2 separate regions of the Homo sapiens genome follow, and region 1 is linked to region 2. The links are chromatin contacts, found by Hi-C or POLR2A ChIA-PET in ENCODE. All regions are on one chromosome and are shown on one strand. The core of a region is the stretch at or near the end of the contact, and the rest is flanking DNA. Distances in the headings are between cores, read along the strand shown.

Region 1 (4,065 bases), core at 67-2,566, 42 kb after region 2:
TATGCCTGGAACGAATGAGCCTTTATTGTGGACAAGCTCTGTGAGTGAAGGCCCTCCTTGAGTCTGGTGATAAAAATAGGCTATGGCCAGGCAGGATACAGAAGAGCATGACCAATCACCAAATAAAGGTTTATTGGCTTATACATTTTATTGTACCGTGACATCCCTCCTTTCAGCTTTAGATGTCAGCAGCTGGTGGCAAGCTTAATGACTGATGCATAGGGGAACAGCCATGGACACCACAGTTTGGCTCCCCCTAAAACAGTGATGCTTCATCCTTACTTGGCCAGCTTCTGGAATCCTAGTGAACACACTACAGAACATCAGGTTTGCCTGGGCAGTAACATCCAAGGGGAGCTTCCAGGTTCCTCTTGGCTGAGCAAGACTATTTTTTTCCTTATTTCAAAGAGCTGTTGTTCTGACTAAAGGAAGAGAGGATGTATATGGTAATGAGAACTGTATACATTTCTCCTAAAGTCTCCTACTTTATCTTCTTTAATTCTGCATCTGACTCTGCCTGGGTAGAAATCGTATTCAAAATTATCCCAGCCTCTTCAATCTCCTTAATAAGATCTCTCAAAATGGAACACACTGTCTCGTGTGCCTATAAGGGATGTGCAATGCCTCTTTTGTGCTTTTGTTCACTCTTATCTGATGTTCTAACACATTTTCACTTTGAGGAGTTTGGAAATGTATCTGCATAGTCATTGCCGTTTAAGTACTCCACTGATTACAAAATGCTTTCATACACATTGTCTTGAGGAAATGCTCTGAAAAATAAACTGCTAACACTCTGGTAAAGAGCCTTCTGCAGTTAGCAAAATAGTCACCAGGACCTTCTTTTTAAATGACTACACTTTCCACACTTTTTCTATCTTTGTTGACTTAAGTTCAAAGTCAAACTAGAAAATCTGTTTTGTCAGATGGAAGTTCGCTACTCACCGTTCTGAGAGGCTCCATGCACAGCTCATTGTGTTACCCCACTGCACAGAATCTACTCTTCTAGAGAGACACTGGCAGCTTTGTGCTTTGCATTTATTTATTCAATGCTGCAGTGGCTTAAGCCAGTTTATGGAAAATATCTCTAAACACTGAGACCTCAGGGCTAGGAGGAATTCCTAGACGAGCTCTAAATCAGTAGTTATGTTTGGCAGATTCTATATTCCCACGGAAAGGCCAACTAAACAGTCATTACGCTTTATAGGCGTGCCTGTGTGTCCTTCGTTATTTTGGAAGTATCAAGCAGGGCCTAGAAGCATGGTATAGTTAGTGCCAGCACATAGTGGTGGCCTGCAGTCCAACCATGCTGATTGATTTGATGTTTAGGGAGGCAGTTTCAGAGGAAATACGGTAACTCGCTTGTCTATCACCGTGCTTCCTGGATGAGCCCCAGAAATGCAGCGTTTGGGATACCATTAGCAAGCGTGTGGCAGCCTTGCCCTGCTGAGACTGCTGGTGATTGAAAAGTGCTCAAACTGTGGTCAGAGAAGAAGTGTGCAGATGAAAAGAAGGGAGATAAGTCTTCGATCACGACGCCTGCCCTTCTTCACCTAAATATCCCCCAGGACAGTTTGCCAAACACCAGCCTGTTGCTCAAATGAGAGAAAATAAGCCTTTAGTTTCTGTTTCCACTCTGCTTCATAAATTAACACCATCAACTGACTTTTCCCCGGCCTTTCTCCCACAGCTTATCTTTACTGCCAATAATCCTACCCATGAGAAAGATCTTTGACAAGTCAAGTACTACATAAATTCAAGAAATTCATATGTGGTATTTCATGCACATTTCAAATAAAGAAACTTACAAGGATACCGTTTAAAAAAAAAAAAGAACATCCCCATAGTTTTGAAGCAAATGTGCATTTTCTCGTTAGTAAAGAGACGTTTCCTTCCCTCTAACTTCCCAGTGTTGGACAAAGGACTAAAATTTCATGTTATAAGGAAAGCATGTAAACTCCGCACTGCTTTTCTCTGAAATAGCAGTCATTTCAATGATGTGCTCTATCATCAATCCCCGGAGACTGTAGGCTTTTCTGTAACTGGTTCCTTTTCGTTTTCCTCATTGGATAATAATTTTTCAGAATAAAATCTTTTGGTATCAGTATTTTCAAAATATTTCAAGACACCAGCCATTCTTAATCAGGCCACTGTGGAGCTCTATGCAATTAAGTTGCTAAAGTTAGGACAGAGCCCTTAGTTTCAGATTTCAGCTCCATATATCTGAATGGAAGCTCTTGAATGGATGAGCATTCTGACTACTGCCTGGCTAATAATTTTCCACTTGCATTTGGCCGATCCTACACACATGAGCATAAGCCAGTGTAAATGCTCCATCAGAGGCTCTTAGCAGGAAGAAAACAACTAAACAGATTCATTTCTTGACTTTCTTCTTTGATAGATATTTTCTTACTCTTAAATATACTTTACTCCTGATAATTTAGAGATCTATCGTTGGTGAGAGGATATCATGAATTATGAGTCCTTGCATTCTTTTTATAAAGGTAATATCCCCGGTTTGATGAGACAGAAATTTGCAATAGCATCTTTGCAGGGCTTTTCAAAGAGTAGTGGGAATGGAAAAGTTCCCTGGGACCCATTTCCTGACTGTTCCATTCGTGCTGATCACGACTTTAACCATGTTTTTCAAGCTGCCAATCAAAGCACACGTTCTATAAAATACAATTCCCTGGTAGGCACAGTGGAGCTAAATATTTGTCCCTAGAACTGTCCTGGGAGAGAAAGGACATAAAGTTGCTGCCACTAGGTTAAAATTTAAGAACAAAATTATAGGAAGCAGACTCCAAACTATTTTCTTAAATTAATTCTTCCTTTTCCAACCAGAACACAATCTCCCCTATTGTCATGTACGCCCTGATGCCTAGTTGGGTACACAGCAAATGTACACACATATCTGATGATTTACTGATGGACTGAATCCTCACAAATATTACATTTAAAGCTTTCAGATCAAATTAAATAATTTGCATTTGGGCAAACAGCCAACAGCACTCTAAACTGTACTCCTAACTAACGTTATTCCCTCCTCTACCTCTTCATCCCTGGTGTTCTCTGCAGACCTTCCAAATACAAACTCACTTTCACAAGAAAAAAAATAACTGCAAAGTATGATTCAGGTCAGCCAAGAAAGGAGGTCATATTAATTTTATTTTTCTTGCTCTGTTTCCCAGGCTGGCATGCAGTGGCATGATCTCGGCTCACCGCAACCTCTGCCTCCCAGGTGCAACTGATTATCCTGCCTCAGCCTCCTGAGTAGCTGGATTACAGGTACCTGCCACTACGACTGGCTAATTTTTGTAGTTTTAGTAAAGATGGGGTTTCACCATGTTGGCCAGGCTGGTCTCAAACTCCTGACCATAGATGATCCACCGCCTTGTCCTCCCAAAGTGCTGGGATTACAGGCATGAGCCACTGCACCCAGCCCATATTAATTTTTAATTTCTGTTTATGCCTATGAAAAATGTATAAGTTGTTCTACAAACAGAAATGCACTTCTCTTGCTAGGGTTGCCTCAATAAATTTAAGCAACGTGGCACTATATTTCCTTTATAAAGCTCCTTCCTACATATCTCACACAACACACAAGAAAGTCATAACCAAATTATTTAAGAAGAATTTCTCAAAACACTAAGACAAAAGCCGTCTCTTCTAAATGAGTAACGTGGAAGGTAATCTTGTTCCCTTACTGCTGACATGTAGCTTTCTGCCTGGGGTTTTATCTTTAACTCCCTGGTAATCCAAACGGAGCAGGAAAACCTCAGACAATAGAGCCTCTTTTTTGCTTTACATCCACTTTTTTGGGGTCGGCACCGAACAACCATCATTAAATGGTTTCTGGCGCAAAGTGGCAGGCTTGGGTAAGCTGAAATGTTTATGACACCAAAATAAAGATGTTCCACACTGCTGAAACCGGGGAGTCACGCAGAGAACAACTGAAATGGAATTACACACCAAGGTTTACTTAACTAGCACGACTTTAACTCGTGTCTGCCTGATACACTTACCAAAGAGAAGTGGCAGAAACCCAGGGTGGACAAAAGAGGGCAG
Region 2 (4,033 bases), core at 618-3,117:
CCATCTGCAAAAACTTGAGCCTTGTGGGTTGGTAAGAATTGAACCCACCACCAAACTTCTTGATGAGTAAGATTTTTTTTAAATGCCTATATCTGTCTGTTATTTGCAGCCAAAAGCATTCTAACTCATGCAAATTTTGGCACACCACAGCATTATAAACAGCAACATCCTGGAGGCATATACTCAGAAGCACAGAGCTCTCTCTAATCAGGGAATAATGTGGGGAAAGTAATTAACGGCTGGTGATCTTCTTAGTGTGAACCTGATTCCAATGAAACCAACCTATCCCTTATATCTAAGTTTTGTCCTGTAGACATGATGACTTGTAACTCTACATCAAGTTGTACCAGGCATCGTTGCCTCTGGATTTTCATGCCTGGGAGGAACTATAAGAGGAATTACAAAATAAGAAAGGCAAACAGTGCGTCTGCTAAAAGGCAAGGGCTTGAGGCCACCTGTGTCTCGTTATGGGTCATGACTCATTAGACCAACTGCTGTTCTCACTTGCCTCATTTTTTCCACAAGAGAATAGAGAAATAGCATCCAGGGAGCTGCTGGAGAAAATTTTCACATGGTCTCTTCCTAGGAGAGCTCTTTCTTCCCTGGTATATTTTTATTCTTAGCTAGATGCATCTCTAGCTAGCCCAGTACTAATTTACCCTGAAGTGATAAGGTACTCAGTGCCTCCTAAATTCTCACCATAGAAGGTAAGAAATTTGAAATCAGTGTTCTCAAAGAAATCCTTCAAACTCCAGAATCCATGCTTTGGAATATTGTTGGACCTCAGATGAGTCTTCATAGACAAAGGAAGGCAGAACTTTTTCTAACATGTCAATTTGAACAATTTAGCTTCAAAACCAACAAGAGACCACCAAATTGCTATTACTTAGTGCGAGGCCTAAATTCATGTGTGCAATAAGAATAATTGCTACCATTTACTGAACACTTTTTATGTATGAGGCACTGTGCTAACTAAGCATTTTACTTAGGGATATCTCTTGTAAACATCACAACAATCCTTTTAGGTTGGTTTTGGTATCCCCATTTGACTAATGAAAACTCATTTTCCTGATTCAAAGAATTGGAATAGCTCAGCAAAACATGCATGAAGCAGAACAGGAATAAATAAAACAAGAGCTCAATGACAGTGATAAATTGCAACAGACACACAGTATCATTTGGGGGAGACAACAGACACAGGCCTTGTCTCAGGTAAGGGTAGCGACCCCTCTTCAGTTTCAGCTTCTTTTACTGTGAGGGAACACAAGCTCAGTGAGTCCAGATCTTCAGTTTTTCAAGAGAAAGCAGAAATCCAAAATTGTATGTGAAATTAAAATCTTATTGTTAAACTTTGGCAACTATTAAAAAGATTTTCAGCTGTCTGCAGCCAAACAAAATACAGCTGTGGACCGGATTCAGCTTGGAGGCTGCCTGCTTGCAAACTCTGTCCTCTGTCCTGCGCAATTGGGAATCACTCGGGGTTCTTTTGTTCTCTTAAAGAAACATGGCTCCTTCAACCAGAGGCCAGAGTGCTTTCAAATATCACTAATGGTTCAATAGTGTGGCTTAACCATTACCCACCCACCATCCCTTAGGAATACAGATATCTATGACTCCTGGTGACATTCATGCATAATTTGTAAATACATTATCCTGTGAGACTTGAGGGATCCAAGCAGTACTTGAGGGGGTACACAAGAAAGAAGAAGATATGAGAGAGAAAAGGAAAAATGAGAAAGATGATAGGGGCACCCTGCTGAGGACTGCCACCTCCTAACAGTCTCTGGCCCCTGCCTGTTTTCACCATTCAGACCCCTGAAGCCCAGTGTTCAGAGCCTGGGCCCACCATCCTTCATTTCTGATTTCTCTCCTCCAAGGAGATAAGGACGAGCCAGGGCCTCTCGGTGTGTTTTACATCAAAGGCCACTGAAGGGTCTTGACAGGCTGGATGTCAGTGCTGTAAATAAACCATTAATCACTCTGCCATTTCATGGACACACTCTTCCCAGAGGGCATGAACTTTCTCCAGGGCACTAATATAAACCACATCTTTCCTGAGCCAATGGGGGAGGCAGAGTGGGGCGTCAGAGCTCAGAGAGCAGGCTCCCTCATTGACACAACCATTACTCTCCTCTTAAAACCACAGGTCCCTGTAGCTTGGAAATGGTTAATGAAAAGAGATACAGTTGAAACGGATTCAACAAATGAAGTCACAGCTTTGGGGAATGTGTACACCCCAAGGCAGCTCCTTCTATCCCTTCTAAACTCTCCACCTCTAAAGAAGGTACCAAGAGAAAGGCCACAGAGACACAACAAGATATTAATGATTTCACCACTGACCCAAAGCAACACTCCTTTGGCAGTTCTCTATAGTCTGATTTCTAAGAATTAGAGCCCAGAAAAAAAAAGGTATAAAATGCTTTTCCAGAATAGTTCCCCTCTATGTGTGGAAGTTGGAGTCACTGGACCAATGGTCCTAACTTGGCCAAGGCTCCCTACCGTAGGCCCCATCTTTAGTACAGATGCTCCTTGAGCTTCTGCTATGGGGAGACACTGCTTGAGGTTCAGTAAAAAGACAGATGAGGCCTTTGCTTTCATGGCCTCTTCATTCCTGTTGGGGCAGGCAGCTGCTGAACAAACTGGATCAATTTAGATAGTGATAAACCTATAGAGAACACAAAACCAGAAGGCAGTATCAACGGTGATAGGGGAATGGCTACTTAAGTTTGAGTAGGAAGATGAAGGCATTCATTCACTCAGCAACTAAACATGGTAGCAGACACTAGGGGGTTACCCAAGAGGTAGGAGTGATGTCAATGTTTGAAGGACCTTATTTTTAGCTGGAGAGATGAGATGAGCATGCAACAGTCCTCAAGAAATTATACATATGCAAAACCTCCATGTAAACCTATAAGATTGAAGGCTGACATTCAAGAAACAAGGAAGGGATCTGGATCAGGACAAGTTAAAGACAGGACATGCTTCTCAAAGATAAGTCTGAGCCATTAGGAATACAAATTGTGGATCTAGGTTGTGTCAGGGGAGAGAGCCTTCAGGCCTTCTCACTGAGTCACCGGGAACTAGAATTAGGATTTGAAGTCCAGCGCTGAGGTCCCCACACTGAATCGACAGGCAGGGAAAATAACGAGGCACCATTCTGAGGTCCAATTTGGAAGGAAGGGCAGAAAGAGAAATAATACTGCACTTCACATAAATTCCAGATGCCTTCCCCTGGCTTCCCAAGCATTGCCTTCCTCCCTACCATGGTCTTTCACCCCTCCCTCTTGCTGCGGCCACACTGGCCTTCTCACCAACACTCACCCGGGCTCACACTTGTGCATGGGGACTTTGCATTTGCAAATTCCTCTGCTCAGGAAGTGCCTCTTTTACATCTTTGCAAGTCTGATTCCTTCTTATATGTTAGGTCTTGGCTCAGCTATATCTCCTCGGTGAGGCCTCCCTGCACCTTCCCAGTTCCTCTCCATCACTTCTGTCTGACATATTTTCTTCAGAGCACTTGACTATCTGACATCTCTTGTTCCTTTATTTGTTTGCTTCCCTGTGGTCTGTTTCCCACCTCTAGGAAGTAAGTTTGATTTGACATGGAAGCTGTGTGCTTTGTCTCCTGCTGTATTGCCTTTGCTAAAATGCCACCTGGCAAAGCTTAACAGAGACTTGTTGAAGTGATTAGTTAGCTAAGTGCCTACTTGGCACCAAGCATTATGCTATGCTCTTTCCATAATAATATGACATTGTGTGCAATCCTCATAACAGTGCATTGCCCCAGGTGTTGTCATGTTCGCTGTATAGATGAGGAAACTGAAACCCAGAAAAACCTAATTAATGTAATCAACATCATGTAGCTAGTGAGAAGCTACTGAACCCAAGTCTGTCTAACCCTAAAGTCCACATGTTTTCCACTTTACCACTTTCTTCCTGGGGGAAAATAAGAAGTAAAATGAGGAATGTTAAAGACCCAAATCAGGTTAAGATTCATGTGTCACAATTAGGGACCCAGGAAAGTCAATGCAGT

What was found. Hi-C counts contacts between places; a loop is a spot of excess contacts on that map. ChIA-PET counts read pairs that join two places held with the same protein, here RNA polymerase II (POLR2A). Pooled maps may share reads with other maps.
Region 1: a map of cardiac septum shows a loop between it and region 2 (2.4-fold over the local background). The contact joins two enhancer-like sites. A Hi-C loop is called at or near these places in 2 of 168 maps with a recorded cell type or tissue (cardiac septum and heart right ventricle) and 5 of 50 pooled maps. POLR2A ChIA-PET finds 5 or more read pairs at or near these places in 2 of 52 experiments (A549 and AG04450).

What each region holds. Positions count from the first base shown.
Region 1 is chr4:53,904,760-53,908,824 of GRCh38, forward strand. The region is part of intron 1 of LOC124900702 (a long non-coding RNA gene); the gene reads left to right. Among named protein-coding and RNA genes, the nearest start is that of CHIC2, 160 kb to the right of the region's middle. Within about 2 kb of position 1,317, at least 9 of the 41 ENCODE cell types and tissues checked have a DNase peak (open chromatin) inside an H3K27ac peak, as active enhancers do; they include heart right ventricle, where a contact is called at or near this core.
Region 2 is chr4:53,861,929-53,865,961 of GRCh38, forward strand. No RefSeq gene overlaps it. Among named protein-coding and RNA genes, the nearest start is that of CHIC2, 200 kb to the right of the region's middle. Within about 2 kb of position 1,868, at least 6 of the 41 ENCODE cell types and tissues checked have a DNase peak (open chromatin) inside an H3K27ac peak, as active enhancers do; they include heart right ventricle, where a contact is called at or near this core.